Regions from separate parts of the Homo sapiens genome. Here region 1 is linked to region 2. A link is an interaction called in ENCODE POLR2A ChIA-PET data of the cell type or tissue named here. Cell type or tissue: Panc1. All regions are shown on one strand. Region 1 overlaps LOC105374386 (a long non-coding RNA gene). Region 2 overlaps TOGARAM2 (TOG array regulator of axonemal microtubules 2).

The links. ChIA-PET counts read pairs that join two places held together with the same protein. Peaks named below come from ENCODE experiments on the same cell type or tissue, not always from the same donor. Only the 100,000 strongest peaks of a DNase experiment are listed, where the experiment ranks them.
Region 1: POLR2A ChIA-PET joins it to region 2 with 10 read pairs; 6 of 35 experiments call an interaction of 5 or more read pairs at or near these places.

What each region holds. Positions count from the first base shown.
Region 1 is chr2:29,097,060-29,105,059 of GRCh38, forward strand. The region is part of intron 1 of LOC105374386 (a long non-coding RNA gene); the gene reads right to left. It also overlaps a transcript of CLIP4 not described here. Among named protein-coding and RNA genes, the nearest start is that of CLIP4, 14 kb to the right of the region's middle. In Panc1, no CTCF peak of the experiment used is centred here; no DNase peak of the experiment used is centred here.
Region 2 is chr2:29,032,183-29,040,182 of GRCh38, forward strand. It overlaps TOGARAM2 (TOG array regulator of axonemal microtubules 2), which reads left to right. Exons shown (of 20, transcript NM_199280.4): 15 at 752-869; 16 at 1,287-1,381; 17 at 3,282-3,474; 18 at 4,359-4,575. Among named protein-coding and RNA genes, the nearest start is that of PCARE, 38 kb to the right of the region's middle. In Panc1, no CTCF peak of the experiment used is centred here; no DNase peak of the experiment used is centred here; H3K27ac peaks cover 2,366 bases.

The DNA of each region.
Region 1 (8,000 bases), 65 kb after region 2:
CCTCCTCTGTTCTTTAGAGCGTGTCAGAGAGCACGATTTCAAAACACACTGGGACCGCAGGTCTCTCATTAGTCAAAGACACCCCTGCAACCTTGCCCTGGGTGATGTGGCAATTTGGGCAAAGATGGGAAGTGTTTTGCCCTCCTAAGCTGAGCCTCTGGTAGTGACCACTCCCGGCACCCAAAGATACTTTGTGACCTCCGATGGGCTGATTGCTCCCTCCCTCTGTTCCTACCATTCCGGATTCTACCATATGAGATAAAGTTTGTGTCTCATAGACTCCACGACATCAGTGAAGCTTGTGTTTTAGAGATGCAATATCCAATTCTGGAAACAGCCTTTTCTTGGCCCACTTCAAGAAGTTGGACTAAGCTTCAGGAAAACTGATATAGAAGGAGCCCCAGATGGGGATGCAGGGTGACCCAGGTCCTTGACGACTTGACAGTGACTCTGAGTCTCCTCAAACTTCCTGGGCTACTTTGCTGTGAAGTGAAAGTCCAGGCCCCATTTATGTTTCTTCTTCCTCTGCTATTGCTGCTGGCAGCCGATGAGGTAGGTGAAGGGTCATAATTAATAGTGTTCGGCCTTTTAAATCTGGTCTCCATAGCACCTCCACAATGCCATTATTGTGTTCGTGCTGCCTGTGGGGACGCTGGCTGGTGCTCTCAAAGGAGGACTCTAAGGGAGGCCTGCTGAAGCCTGCCACCACCACCAGGTTTTCTGTAATTGGATCTGCACAGGGGCCTCAGGGAGTGCAGTATGAAAACACCCATTTCCATGCACTCCCAACCAACACGCTGAACAATCTGTACTCTTGGTGAGAAAGACCCATGAGGGACTGAAAATTCTTTTTCTACGTGACACTGAGAAGACAGTCACATGGTTTGGGTAAGTCTCACTAGAAAACCAATCTCCTGTCCATACAGCCCTCTGATGAAACTCATTTCTGCTAAGGCAGAGGTGAGTATCCTGAACACAGCGTAGCATTATTTTAGACAGATGAGTGTGGGTTTCAGTAACTGGATATATAATGAGGCAACTTTGACATATTTTACAGGAATGCAACCTTTTGTACGTAATGGAATGATCAGAAAGTCAGTTCAGCACTCCAAACTTAAAAGGAGTATTAAAAATGCTTCACAATTGACTTTTTTTCTTCTTACGATCAATGAATAGATAATGCTACATTATTATGAACTAAAGCCTGTGGTTTACATTAGGATTCACTTTTGTGTTTTACATTCGGTGGGTTTTGACAAATGCATAATGTCGTATGTCCACCCTTACGGTATCATGCAGAATAGTTTCACTGCCTTTAAAAGTCTCCTGTGCTCCATCTGGTCATCCTTCCCGCTCTCTTTCCCAGCCCTGACAACCACTGATCATTTTACGGTCTCCATTGTTTCACACAGCTTTTTCAGCCTAGCTTCTTCACTTAACAATATGCACTTAAGTTTTCTCCGTTTGTTCATGGCCTGATAGCTCATTACTTTGTATCACTGAATAATATTCCCTTGTATAGAGGTACTACGGTTTGTTTATCCATTCACTTACTGAGGAATGTCTTGGTTGTTTCCAGTTTTGTCAATTATGAAAAAAGCTCCTACTAACATTCACGTATCGGTTCTCGTGTGGACATAAGTTTTCATATCACTTGGGTAAATGCCTAGGAGCATGATTGTTAGATCATATGGTAAGACTATGCTTAGCTTTGTAAGAACTGCCAAGTGATGTTCCACAGAGGACTTATAATTTTGCATTCCCACCAGCAATGAGTGAAAGTTCCTGTGTTCCACATCCTCACCAGCATTTGGTGGTGTTGCTGTTTAGGATTTTAGCCATTCTAATAGGCGTGTAGTGGCATCTCATGGTTGTTTTAATCTGCAGCTCCCTAATGACATATGATGTTAGCATCTTTTCACATGCTTATTTGCTATTTGTATATCTTCTTTGGTGAGGTGTCTGTTCAGATCTTTTGCCCATTTAAACAATTGAATTTTCTTTTTATTAAATTTTAAGCCTTGTATATTTTGGATAACAGTCTTTACCAGACATGTGTTTTGCAAAGATTTTCTCCTAGTCTGTGGCTTGTCTTTTCATTGTCTTAACAGGATTTTTCACAGAACAGAATTGAAAAAATATAATGAAGTTCAACTTGTCAGTTTTTTCTTTCATTAATTATGCCTTTGGTGTTGTATCTAAAAAGTCATCAGCAAACCCAAGGTCACTTAGATTTTCTCCTATGTTATCTTCTAGATAGATGTTTTATAGTTTTGAATTTTACGTTTATGTCCACGATCCATTTTGAGTTAATTTTTGTAAAAGGTGTAAGATCTGTGTCTGGATTCATTTATTCGTATGTGGTTGTCCAGTTGTTCTAGGGCCATTTATTTAAAAGACTATCCTTTTTTTCCATTGAATTGTCTTTGCTCCTGTGTTATCAGTGGACTATATTTGAGTGAGTATATTTCTGAGCCCTTTATTAGATTCCATTGATTTATTTGTGTATTCTTCTGCCAATTCCACAGTCTTGATGGCTGTAGCTTTGTAGTATATCTTTAAGCCTGTAGTGTCAATCCTCTGACTTTGTTCTTTAAGATTGTGTTAGCTATTTGGGGTCTTTCGCCTTTCCACAGAAACTTCAGAATCAGTTTGTCAACATGTACAAAATAATTTGCTGGAATTTTGATTGGGATTGTGCTAAATCTACAGATCACGCTGGGAAGAACTGTCATTTTGACATTATTGAGTCTTCTGATCCACAAACATGAAATATCTCTCCATTTATTTAGATTTATTTTATCAGAATTTTATCATTTTCCTTATATACATTTTGTACATATTTTGTTAGATTTATACATAACTCTTTCTCTCTCTCTTTTTGATGCTAATGTAAATGGTATTGTGTTTTAAATTTCAAATTCCCATTGTTAACTGCTGGTATATACGAAAGCAATTGACTTAAAATTTTATTTTATTTTATTTCAAATTTTAATCTGTTTATTTATTTTGAGACAAGTTATGTTACTGGCTAATTTTTGTATTTTTTTGTAGAGACAGGGTTTTCGCCGTGTTGCCCAGGCTGGTCTCAAACTCCTGAGCTCAAGTGATCCGCCCACCGTGGCCTCCCAAAATTCTGGGATTACAGGCATGAGCCACCATGCCTGGCCACAACTGACTTTGGTATATCAGTCTACCTTTTAAATCCCCTCTTTGCCTTTTTCTTTCATTGATTTCTTCTGTCTCTTGAAAGAGAAAATACTCAGGGTTTGGAAAAAAATATGAAATTAAATATTTTAAAAATTAGACTTTATTTTTAAGTTTATAGAAAATCGAGCCGACAGTATGGAGAATCCCTATGTGCCCCCCAACAGTTTCCTCTACTGTTAATATCTTCCATTAGTGTGATACATTTGTTGCAAATTTAAAATTTAAGTTTAATGCAGTAAGTAGGTATTGAGTACTTTTAGGCATGAACAAGAAATGTTCCCTACCCCCATGAAGTTCACAATTCCACTGAGAAGGCAGGAAAAAAATGCTGTCATATGAGCCATTAATACAAAATAATGCACAATTTGGTTTTAAGGTGTGTCCTCCTGAGCAAAGAGGAAGGCTCTGGAAGTGAGGTAGGAATGGGATAAGTGCAGGTAGATTACAGGCAAAGTCCAAGCAGAAGGAAAGGCCTGTGCAAGGTTACAGAGGCAGGAATGTTAGAGGGAGGGGCTTAGCACATATCACATTGGGCAGAGGTGGGAAGTGACTTTGAAGAGCAAACAGGACAGGGTCCATTGTATTAGGGTGCTTTAGAGGGACAGAACTAATAGGATAGATGTATAAATGAAGAGGGAGTTTATTAGGAGAGTTGACTCACACGATCACAATAGACAGCCTGTAAGCTAAGGAGCAAGGAAGCCAGTCCAAGTCCCAAAACCTCAAAAGTAGGGAAGCCGCCCAAGTGCAGTGGTTCACACCTGTAATTCCAGCACTTCGGGAGGCAGAGGCAGGCGGATCACCTGAAGTAGGAGTTTGAGACCAGCATGGCCAACATGGTGAAACCCTGTCTCTACTAAAAATACAAAAATTAGCCAGGCGTGGTGGTGCATGCCTGTAATCCCAGCTACCTGGGAGGCTGAGGCAAGAGAATCACTTGAAACCAGGAGGCAGAGGTTGCAGTGAGCCGAGATTGTGCCACTGCACTCCAGCCTGGGCAACAGGCTTTTTTTTTTTCCCCCCCCCAAAACAAAAAAAAAAAGAAAAAAAAAAAAAGTAGGGAAGCCGATAGTACAATCTTCAGTCTGTAGCTGAAGGCCCAATAGCCCCTGGCAAATCACTGCTGTAAGTCCAACAATCCAAAAGCTGAAGAAAATGGAGTCTAATGTTCAAGGGCAGGAAGCATCCAGCATAGGGGGAATGATGGAGCCCAGAAAACTTAGCCAGTCTAGCCTTTCAATGTTCTTCTGCCTGCTTTTATCCTGGCCATGCTGGCAGGTGATTAGATGGTGCCCACCTGGATTGAGGGTGGGTCTGCCTCTCCCAGCCCACGGACTCAAATGTTAATCCTTTGACAACACCCTCACCGACACACCCAGGAGCAATACTTTGCATCCTTTAATCCAATCAAGTTGACACTCAGTATTAACCATCACAGTCCTTCATGCTGCTGTGAGGAATCAAAACTTGATAAAGGGCTTAGAGTTGAGTTTCTGAGCAGATCTTTAGGATCTGGTTTTCCCAGGACCATTGGTTTTTGGCTTCACATATATCTCAAGCCAGATACTCTGCACCGTTTGCTTCTTTGAATCAAAATTAAAGGCTCATGCCAAGGAGAAGCACTGCTTCTGGGGGAGAGCTACCAAATGGGACCACGGCTTTTTCATTTGCCACAAGGGTAGAATTTTGTGTGTGCACATAGGAGGAAAGCAAACAGCTTAGGAGGTCATAAATAGCAATATGGACCCTACAGGGAAATTGCCCTGAGTTCTCCAGGCCCCTTTCCTGGGTTGAACTCACTCTCCTTGAAGGCCTTTGTCATTTCTGGTGGTCAGGAAAACCCTGTGGGGTCTCTAAGAAGGGAGGAAAGCAATGAGGGAACTGAATGAACCCTATTGCTTTAATCTCTTCTCACTACTAGGGGAAGAGCAAGGAGGGCATAAAATACCCTATTTTTCTTTCTTGGTCTTAGTTAACTTATCTCAACAGGCGTCTCTAGATTTACATGGAATTGCTTATTCAGGTCATCAATGAGACTGCAGGGACACGAGAAAGTTTTGTTAGTGAAAGGACATATACACAACTTTGGTCACACCTGCCCCACGAACATCACCTGCCTTCACAATCTCTCTAGGTATCCGCCCCTTCTCTGTTGTTTCTTTGCCCCCACTCCTACTGTTGCCACCTGAGTTCAGGTTGCCCACTTGACTGCAAGAGCACAAGGGCAGCCACCAACTCCCTGGCTCTCGTCCCTCTCACAGTCACTGCGTTCAAAACATCAGAGGCAGCTTAGAGCCATTCTTTTCCCATACAAGGTGTCTCATCCCTTCTCTGAAGCACCGCATCACTTCCTTTTCTTTTCTTTTTTTTTTTTGAGACAGAGTCTCACTCTGTCACCCAGGCTGGACTGCAGTGGTGCCATCTCGGCTCACTGCAATCTCCGCCTCCCAGGTTCAAGTGATTCTCCTGCCTTAGCCTCCTGAGTAGCTGGGATTACCGGTGCCCACCACCACGCCCAGCTAATTTTTATATTTTTAGTAGAGACAGGGTTTCGCCATGTTGGCCAGGCTGGTCACGAACTCAAGTGATCTGCCCACCTCGGCCTCCCAAAGTGCTGGGATTACAGGTGTGAGCCACTGCGCCCAGTACACCACTTCCTTTCGGTTCCCACCCTGCCCCAGGACCTCAGCACCCTCCCTAAAACTCCCCCATATATTCTGCATCAAGTCTGGACTCTTGGGCCTGGATTTCAAGATGTTCCCTCTCAAAACCTACCAGCCTGTCCCGTGCCTTAGTCCACTGCTGCTCATTTTACCCCTGGGCCTGGCATTTTTTCCTCCTTCTCCCTCCAAAGAACAATTTAAGTTCTACCTTCTCTATACAGGGTTGCCACTTTGAGCATATAAAATATCAGATAGTTGGTTAAATTCTAATTTCAGATAGATAAAAAATGTTTAAAAATATGGGACATATACTAAAAATTACTTATTATTTATATAAAATTTAAACTTAATTAGACAACCTATATTTTACCTGTCAACCTTATGTCTACAAAGCCTGTTCTTAATGACCCAATTTTCTCTGATCTCCTTTTTTTAGTTTCTAAAACACCCAATTTAGTCTTTAATTCAGTATTTCATTCTATGCTATTTTATACTTATTAATTATATATATAATTTTAACACTTATTGAGTAATTATTCAACATCAGGGAGTGTGCTAAATTCTTTTCATACCATAACTTACATTCTTATAAGATTCGTGATAAAGTAGGTACTGCTACAATACCCATTTCATAAATGAGGGAGCTGAGTTTTTGAGAGGTTATTTTATTTATTTAAGGTTCCAAAGCTAATTAAGAACTTGAATGTTGATCTGTCTGTAGGGTGACCAACTTGTTTCAATTTTCGTGGCACTGCTCTGTTTTTTTTTTGTTTTTGTTCCTGGTTTTGTTTATTTTTTGAGATGGAGTTTTGCTCCTGTCACCCAGGCTGGAGTGCAATGGCATGATCTCAGCTCATTGCAGCCTCCGCCTCCTGGGTTCAAGCTATTCTCCTGCGTCAGACTCCAGAGTAGCTGAGATTACAGGTGCCCGCCACCATGCCCAGTTAATTTTTTTTTTATTTTTAGTAGACACAGGGTTTCACTATGTTGGCCAGGCTGGTCTCAAACTCCTGATCCACCTGCCTCGGCCTCCCAAAGTGCTGGGATTACAGGTGTGAGCCACCACACCCCGCCAGCACTGCTCTGTTTTTAAACTGAGGCCCGCATCCCAGGAACTCCCTCAGTCCTGGGCAAGCCCTAAACATCTGACTTCAACATTGAGATTCTATCTTACTTCTCATTTTTCATGGGTTTTAATTGTGTTCTCTCAGCTAGACTATGGACTCCCTAAGGAAAGGGACACGTCTTATGGTATTTACTCATACTAAGAATTACTTAGTAAGTGCTTGACAAGTCAGGAGTAGGAAGATCCTTCACAGACCAAATCTCTTTTCTAGGGTCTCTTTGTTTTTGTTTGTTTGTTTTGAGACAGGGTCTCTGTCACCCAGGCTGGAGTGCAGTGATGAGATCTTGTCTTACAGCAACCTCCACCTCCTGGGCTCAAGTGATCCTCCAGCCTCAACCTCCTGAGTAGCTGGGACTACAGACACATGCCACCACGCCCAGCTAATTTTATTTTATTTTTTGTATTTTCTATAGCGACAGGGTTTTGCTATGTGGCCCAGGCTGGTCTCGAACTCCTGTGCTTAAGTGATCCACCTGCCTCGGCCTCCCAAAGTGCTGGGATTACAGGCGTGAGCCACCACGCCCAGCCTCTGGGGTCTCTTTGGATTGTAGGAGCTGAGGACTGTGTGGAGCTCATGCTTGGGAGTGGCCAGTCTCAGATTCAGCTGAGACCTGAGTATGACGAAGCCTTTGCAATAGAGGCACACATGTTTTCATGATGCCACTGGATTCTGCTTGCAAAGATGCCAGGCGATTGCTATCAGCAACAATGCCTCTAAATTGCTGAAAATGCAGCTCCCTGGTAGGTAGGTCACTTGACAAGCTGAGCCTTGAGAGGCATCCTGCTGTGAAGTCTGAGTTAGGGTATGGGTGAGGCTGGAGAAACAGAAGTCAGGGTGCTAGGACGAGCGGGGTGCAAGTGGGCGGCAAGCCAGTCAGCACCTTGCTGGATGGGACAGCACCGTAGGAAGCTGTGTGGCTGTTGTTTTTTTGCTGGGACTCTGCTTTTGTCCAATGGGCACATATCCAAAAGATTATATATTATTACATTATTACATAATA
Region 2 (8,000 bases):
AGCCTAACTCCTTCATGTCTCCCTAAACAGGGTCCTGTGTTCTCCTCTGGCCTGTCTGCTTCCTGTGTCCAACCTCTGCTCACTATTCTCCAATATATCCCCCTGCTGACATGTCACACTGTGTTATAGACCTAAATAACCCTGTTCCTCCGACGTATCCCAAATCCCACCCAACTTGTGAACTCCTACTTATCTGTTGAGCCCCAACGCAAGGGTCACCTCTTCTATGAAGCCCTCCTTGATTCCCTCACCTGCCACCACTGTTCATCAGGTAGATTGACTACACCCTCCTATATTGTCCCGCTTTACCCTTTCTGGGACTTCTAAATGTTCCATATTAGAACAAAATTGAGTACACTTTGGTATAGCCATTCAACGGAATATTTTGTAGCCATTAAAAAGGATGTTTATGGAGAGTTTTAAGGGACTTGGGAAGATGATTAATGAATGATAAAGTGAAAAAGCTGAATACAACTTGTATATACATTCTGATATCAACTAGAAAGTAAATGCCACAGAAAAAAGACTATAGGAAAATATGTAAAAATTTAATAGGGATTTTCTCTTGGTAATGGGATTATAGATGATGTTTATTTTATTAATCTATTTTTTAACTGGGTAGGGATTGCTTTTGTAATTAGAAAAAGTATTAAAAACTCTCTTTAATTAGGAAGATTATGTAAAGCTGTAAAGCAAATTTATTTTGCATTTCAGAGGCTGTTTCTTTATCTTGCTCTCTCTCCTGTGGCAGATTTTATGGCCGGAAGATGGTGAATATCTTGATGGCGAACACTAAGTTTGATGCATTTCTGAAGCAATCTCTCCCATCTTACGACTTGCAGAAGGTCATGGCGGCCATTAAACAGCAGGTGAGCTGTGGGGCATAAGTGGGTCATGGCCTTTTGGGGGTGGGGGTGACAGTGCTGAGCCTGGTAGCCTTCATGTGGGTCAGGGGAGTGGGGAGTGGATTCCAGAGATGTTGATTTCATCCACTACTCCTGATAGGTGAGATAGATGTGATTTCTGTCCTCTGTGCTCACACCTGGTTCTAACCTCACACTACCCATGTTCCTTGAGCCTCCCTGGGCCTCCATGCCTTCATCTGTTAACCAGGGATCTTGATCTCTGCCCCAGCTGCTTTCAGGGCTCTGGAAGGCTCAACTGTGACATCTGAAGCTCTCCTAGGTGGAAGGGATTATTGCCATTGTTATGTCTCCACTGGAATGTCTGGCATTTCCCTGGAGGGCCACTCCTTTTGGCTCATGCTCTGTGTGTATTTTTTCAAGGGAATAGAAGATAATGATGAACTTCCCTCTGCCAAAGGCCGCAAGGTGTTGAGGAGTCTGGTGGTGTGTGAGAACGGGCTGCCCATCAAGGAGGGGTATGGCTGCTCCTGTATCTCTGGGCTTCACATCTAAGACTTCTGACAGAGGCATCCTGCTTGTCCATGGCCAGGGGTGGCTCTGGGGTGGACATATGGATCTGGGGTATCGCTGAGACCTAGTTGGGGCTGCAATACTAATAGATGAATTTGCAGGATGTGTTCCCCCCAACCCAAATCCCAGGGAGACCAAATCCTGGGCTTGGGAGCATCTGCCAGTAGAAGTTGGTTCCTGCAGTCCCAGCTGAGTGGGCGGGGTTCCACTAGCATCGGTGGTTGGACTCTCTGTGTGAGCTCAGTGTTTCCTCGTTCGCTTAGACCAGCAGATCCTTTAACCACCAGAGTGGCCAGCCTGGGACTAGTTCAGAGGCCCAGCCTGAACTAAGGCAGATGAGAAGACATGGACTGAGGGGCTGGGAGGAGGGGGTGTGGGGTTGCTGGGAGCAGTTAGAAACCAAGCAGGAGTCTGATGGTCACGCCTGTGCTTAAAACTGAAGCCCTTCTGTAATGTCCTGGGCTGATCCCATCTGAACTCCTTAGCAGGGCACTAGGGAAGCCCCATGCCCACTTCTTCAAAGGTAACTTCCTGCCTACTCTCCCACTCTTCCTGTCTCGGCCTGACCAGAGCAGCACCTGGGATAAGCAAAACATGAGAGCAGCTGGTATTCATGCCCCTCCACATCCTCTCTCCCTGCTGTGCCTTTGCTTATCCTAGACACCATCTGCACCTAGAACATGTCTATTGGTTCTGCAAGATTCAGCTCACCTGTCACTTTCTCCAGGAAGCTCTACCACTCTGTGTCCTCATGTCCTCAGGGTGACAGGCTGGCCTGTTCTTCATACCTCTGTCAGCCCCGTTGATGTATCTATCTTCCCTTGGTCTGTGAGCTCCTAACGGCAAAGGCTGTGCTCTCATCTCACGGTTCTCAGTGCCCAGCACAGCTCTTGGCTCTCAGTAGACAATGAGTGTGGAATGCAGGAGTGAATCACAGAATGAGGGACAGTGGGCTCTGCTGGATGGGACCTGGGTGTAGGGCATGAGCCAGTGACCCAGGCTTGGAGCTGAAGGTGGGAGACAGTAGTTCTGCACAGAGCTGTTCTTATGCTGGCTGGAAGGGGCTAGGGGGCTGTGATGGGCATGTGATCCCAGTGTAAGAAAATGGGGCTTTTTACAATGTCCCCAGTTGCTGGGGGAGTGTGAGCAGAGCCTAGCCAGCCAGGGATCAGGATATAGGAGCTGGGCAGAAGGTTGGCTGTGATGACCTCCAAGGTCTTTCCCCACTCTTACATTAAATGTGCACCAGTTGGCCAGGTGCAGTGGCTCACACTTATAATTCCAGCACTTTGGGAGGCCAAGGTGGGTGGATCATGAGGTCAGGAGTTTGAGACCGGCCTGGCCAACATACTGAAACCCTGTCTCTACTAAACATACAAAAATTAGCCGGGCATGGTGACACATGCCTGTAATACAAGCTACTTGGGAGGCCGAGGCAGGAGAATCGTTTGAACCCAGGAGGTGGAGGTTGCAGTGAGCTGAGATTGGGCCATTAAACTCTAGCCTGGGCAGCAAGAGCGAGACTCTGCCTCAAAAAAAAAAAAAAAAAAAAATGTGTACCAGTCATTCTTTTGTGGATAGCCACTTCCTCACTCTGACTTCCCCCATTGCTTACATATCTTCTGAAAAGAGAAAAAGGTAGGAAGAGAGAGCCCTGGCCCCTGACAAGGGGATGGAGCCCTGGGCAACAAGCTGTAGGTGGAGGGGAAGCTGGGGGTGGACTAACCTGCAGGTGACACTCTTGTCTCTGCCCCACCTGCCTGTAGGAGGTGGCATGGGACCAGAAGTGGGTTCATTCCCCCGGGCTCTTCCCTGGGGGGTTCAGACGCCACGCTCCTTACCTAGGCTCAGCTGCAATGGCCCAAGGCTGGTGGGGCTGCGCTCCACACTGCAGGGCCGCGGGGAGATGGTGGAGCAGCTACGGGAGCTGACACGGCTGCTGGAGGCCAAGGACTTCCGGTCCCGGATGGAAGGCGTGGGGCAGCTCCTGGAGCTCTGCAAGGCCAAGACGGAGCTTGTCACTGCCCACCTGGTCCAGGTGAGCACCGCTTGCTTTTACTCTCCCACCTGTCTCTCCTCTGGGGGGTGCAACTTGAAGTTTGAAAACTCTGAATGGCGTTGGACATGTGTCAGACCCCTTGCTATGCAGTTGGCCTTTGTAACATGGAGACTACCTGGAAGTGGCTGAGTGGGCAAGGGCACCGCCTCCTGCCGGCAGCTTGGAAATGCTCAGAGATGTCTCTTGTCCTTCTAGCAGATTTACAGTGAGGAGGGTAGGAGGTAGAGGTGGAGGATACTGTGGTGAGGCCTTGGGTTGCTTCTGGGGAGCTAGGTGCATCATGTTTGGGGGCAGAGCATGTGGCTGGACAGGTGACTTGGCTGTGATGGCTGGACAGGTGTGTTAGGAGTAGGTACAAGCCCTTCATAGGCTGAACACTCAGGTGGGTGCCTGCTTCTTGGTGGACTGAGGCTGCTGACAGTCAGTTACACAGCTGAGCAAAGACACAGCTCAGAGTCAGCAGACCTGGGTTTCCATCCAAGCTTCTTACTAGCTGTGTGATCTCAGGCAAATCATTGAACCTCTTGGAGCCCCAGTTGTTGTTGTTTATGGGAAAGTGGGGGTGAAAATGTGCTCCATGGGTTGTTAAGATCATTCAGTAAAAATGATTGCACAGCAACTAACAAGACGCCCTGGACACTTGGCATGCAATGAGTGCTCAATACCTGTTGGTTCCTCCCCTCTTCCCACCCTTTTGAGGTGAGCTCTTCATTTTTGAGAGTGCTGTGGCATAGGTCAGGGACGCAGGAGGAGTCTCTGCTGAGGTCGCTCAGTTGGGCCAGGTGAGCTCCAAGCTGCCTGCACTGTGGGAGTCCTGCCCAGCCTGGGTTCCCATGGGCTCTTGGTTTCTGTTTCTTCAATAGGTCTTTGATGCTTTCACCCCAAGGCTTCAGGATTCCAACAAGAAAGTGAACCAGTGGGCGCTGGAGTCCTTCGCCAAGATGATCCCCCTCCTCAGAGAGAGCTTACACCCCATGCTGCTCTCCATCATCATCACTGTTGCAGACAACCTCAACTCCAAGAACTCAGGGATTTACGCTGCTGCCGTGGCTGTGCTGGATGCGATGGTTGAGAGCCTGGGTGAGTGTCCCACGTGGGCCTGTGTGGCTCTGGTCACCATGTCCACCCTCCTGCTTGGAAATCTGCAAGGTGGATAAGGCCTTGGTTGGTTCCCAGGCCAGATGTTTCACCAGAGGCTGTGTAGGGCAGAGGTGGAGCCCAGGGCCTCCAAGGCTCTTGGCCAGTGGGCTTTTCTATGTCACAGCCACCCACACCTCTGGACGGCTGGAAGTGGAGGTGATGTGGAGATGATCCAGTCCAGCCTCCTCATAGACACATGAGGGAAATGACCCCCCAGGGTCACAAAGCACCCCAGTGGGTGAGTCAGGAGTGCTGGGAAGGCTTAAGCTGGGCTGGGGCTTGGCGTGGGGTTTGTGGTGATGGGCAGGGAGGGAAAGTGGAGGGAGGGGAAAAAGGATAGAAGAAAAAACGGTGGGAGCTATGGAAGAGCCATCAGGAAAGGTGAGAGCTTCTAGGTATGACATCTTGCTTCTGGAACGTTAAGGGAAATGTTGGTGCATCTGCTTGTGTTTTCTTATTCCTCTCATGGATGCTAAAAGGTGATGTTTGGTGTACCCAGTACGTGGACCAAAGTGCAAATTCCAAACTTTAGGTGTGTGGAGAAAGTAGCACATGAGTAGACTTATGGCCAGCCCAGTACAAGGACGAGCTTTCCCAAACAAGCCTTGCTTCAGTACGAGGAAGCCATGGTCTGAAAACCACCTGTGTTTGCCTTGTTGCTGTGTGTCCTCATGAGCATAGAGCAACGTCTTGCCTTTAGCATCCAAAGACCATCCTTTAGAGAGGCTGGACACCCCTCCTGATACACTTGCTGTCCCCCTCCCCCCGACCCCACCCCACTTCCTGGCCTGAGCCCAGCTCCCTGGGGCTGGGACAGGCACCGTGTCCTTGGCTGGAGGCTCCAGGAAAAGTTTCAGTTACAAATCAAAGGCCTGGTCAGGTCCCTCTCTGCCTCTTGAGTTCATAAATATTGTCAATTTCCACTCTTCATCTCAGAGGGAATTTATGATTTGCTGAGTTTGTTGCTGTAGAACAAACAATATAAATCCAGCTCTAAATTACGGCTTGTTCTCAGCATTGCTCTGGGTAAGTGAGATTGCTCTTGCCAATAACCAAGGCTCTTGGTAAATCACCATGGGCCTTGGATTTATTGGGAAAACCTGTACCAAGCAAAATAGGCTTTAGCTATTTGAAGAGGATAAGTACCCTTGTCTAGGGAGAGGAATTTTTAACTCTTCCCCCTCCAGGTGTTTTAGTTTCCACTTTTTGCCATCAGGCCAGCCTCCTTGAGCTCTGGAATTGTGGCGCTTTGGGCAAAAAATCTAGTGTCTCATACTGTCACAAGATTCAGGTCCCTCTTATTTGGGGCCCTGTTGTACCCCTACTAGACTGGGCATCCTGGAAAGGAGAGCCTGGGGGTGGCCTGCTTTTGTGATCTGAACTCACCTGGTAGCAGGATTGTAGCTACTAGGAAGATGCCTATGTTCTCCCTTCTGGGACAGGGCCTCCTTGGGTACGGCTGATAATGTACCCTCTGGTTCATCATCCAGAGGCTTTGGTGCAATGGGAAGGGTTGGCTCTCTTCCTCTCTAATCCATAGGTCAGGGCTTAGGCTGGAATGGAATGGTGTGGCCCTCAAAGGGATGAATGGAGTCCAGTAAATCCCTGGCAAAAGGCTCAGGTGGAGCCCAAAGGGTAAAATATACTGGTTTTTGTTTTTGTTTTTGTTTTTTCGAGATGGAATTTTTGCTGTTGTTACCCAGGCTGGAATGCAATGGCATGATCTCAGCTCATTGCAATCTCTGCCTCCTAAGTAGCTGGGATTACAGGTGTGTGCCACCACGCCTGGCTAATTTTTTGTATTTTTAGTAGAGATGGGGTTTCAGTATGTTGGCCAGGCTGGTCTTGAACTCCTGACCTCAGGCGATCCATCTGCCTCGGCCTCCCAAAGTGCTGGGATTACAGGTGTGAGCCACCGTGTCAGGCCAAATATGCTGTTTTGGATCCAGGTAATTTTTGAGCAGGTGAAGCATGGGCTATCTGGGCCTGATGGCTTTGCTGCAAGCCATACCCTCTTAGCCCAGCCAGCAAAACAGGTTTTGAAAGTGTTCCTAACTTTGAAGTGACCAGCTGATTTCCACATCCATGTAGGTCAGAACTGGAGGGAGTAGGTTACCAACAAGGGGGACTCATTGCCAGGGAGTACCTAGGGTAGAATCTGCCTCTGGGAATGGTTCTTATCTGCCTGTCATGGTCTGAGCCTGGCCTGCAGATGGAAGTAACTAAATTTCCCGCTGTCCCAGGGGATTGGGTGATAGCAGCAGAGAGTGCATCAAATCGGACGGAAGAGAAGGGGTATGAAGTCTTCCCAAATCACCCAAGCTGAGCCTGGTGGTTCTAGTGGTTTCTTGGGGGACCTTTAACACCTGAGGCCCCTCTTGGAAGTGGCTTGGATCGGACATGATCCAGTTTCTTTGATGGGAAGGAGCTTTTCCCCAAACCTCCTTCTTCATGCTCCATAAGAAATTCTGGGCTCCAGGCTGGAGACGACTGTTGAATGCTGTGAAATATTTAAATGTGGAAAGTCACAAAGCAACAGCTCAGCAGGTTACTGTTTATTTCCTGCTAAACTGGAGGTCAAGGGGATCAAGAATAATGCCAAGCTAGGATGCCTTCTGGCATAAAGTCCAGATGGCACAGCCAAGTCGGGAGGATGGCCTTCTTGGGGGGACCTTCTAGAACTCACTAATTCTAGAATTCAGTGATAAAGAAGCCAGTATCATCGCTTCTAATCCCTTGGTTTCCCCAGGCTGGGTGGGGTTGAATGGAGTATTGGTTGGCAGAGCAGGTGGGGATTTCTGCCCATGTCCTTTTCATGGGAGGTAGTAAGGAATGAGACATGTTTGCAGCTTGCTCCCTGACCTCTGCCATCTCTCACTGCCAGCCTTGAGGCCTCTCTGGGATTGGGGCTCAAGTGGCATTCTTCCTACTCAGCACCAAGACCTTCTGATTTCAGGGGAATTATTCTGGGATCAAGGAAGTTCCTGAGTAGAACTGGTTGGCTCTGTCTTTGGGCTCTTATTGGGTTAGTTACAGAAGAAACTTCGCTAATGAAAACATCAGGCTGCTGACAGCTCATCCCCTCCCGATCAGACCTCAGCATTCAAGCTTCTCTGTGCCAAAAGGAACTTTCTTAATTTACTCCAGCCCCTGGTCAGTACTGGAGAGGGCAGATAAGCTTGGAATGCGGGTGGCTTCAGGTCTACTTTTGCTATTTTGCTCTCTGACTTTAAATTTATTACCTTATATAAATCATATCAACATTATAATGTTAATGGAATTTAAAAATGCATCCATGGTGCTCCTCCAATATACCAACTGCTTAAAAATATCTCTTCTATTTTTGTCTATATACAAATTTCCCT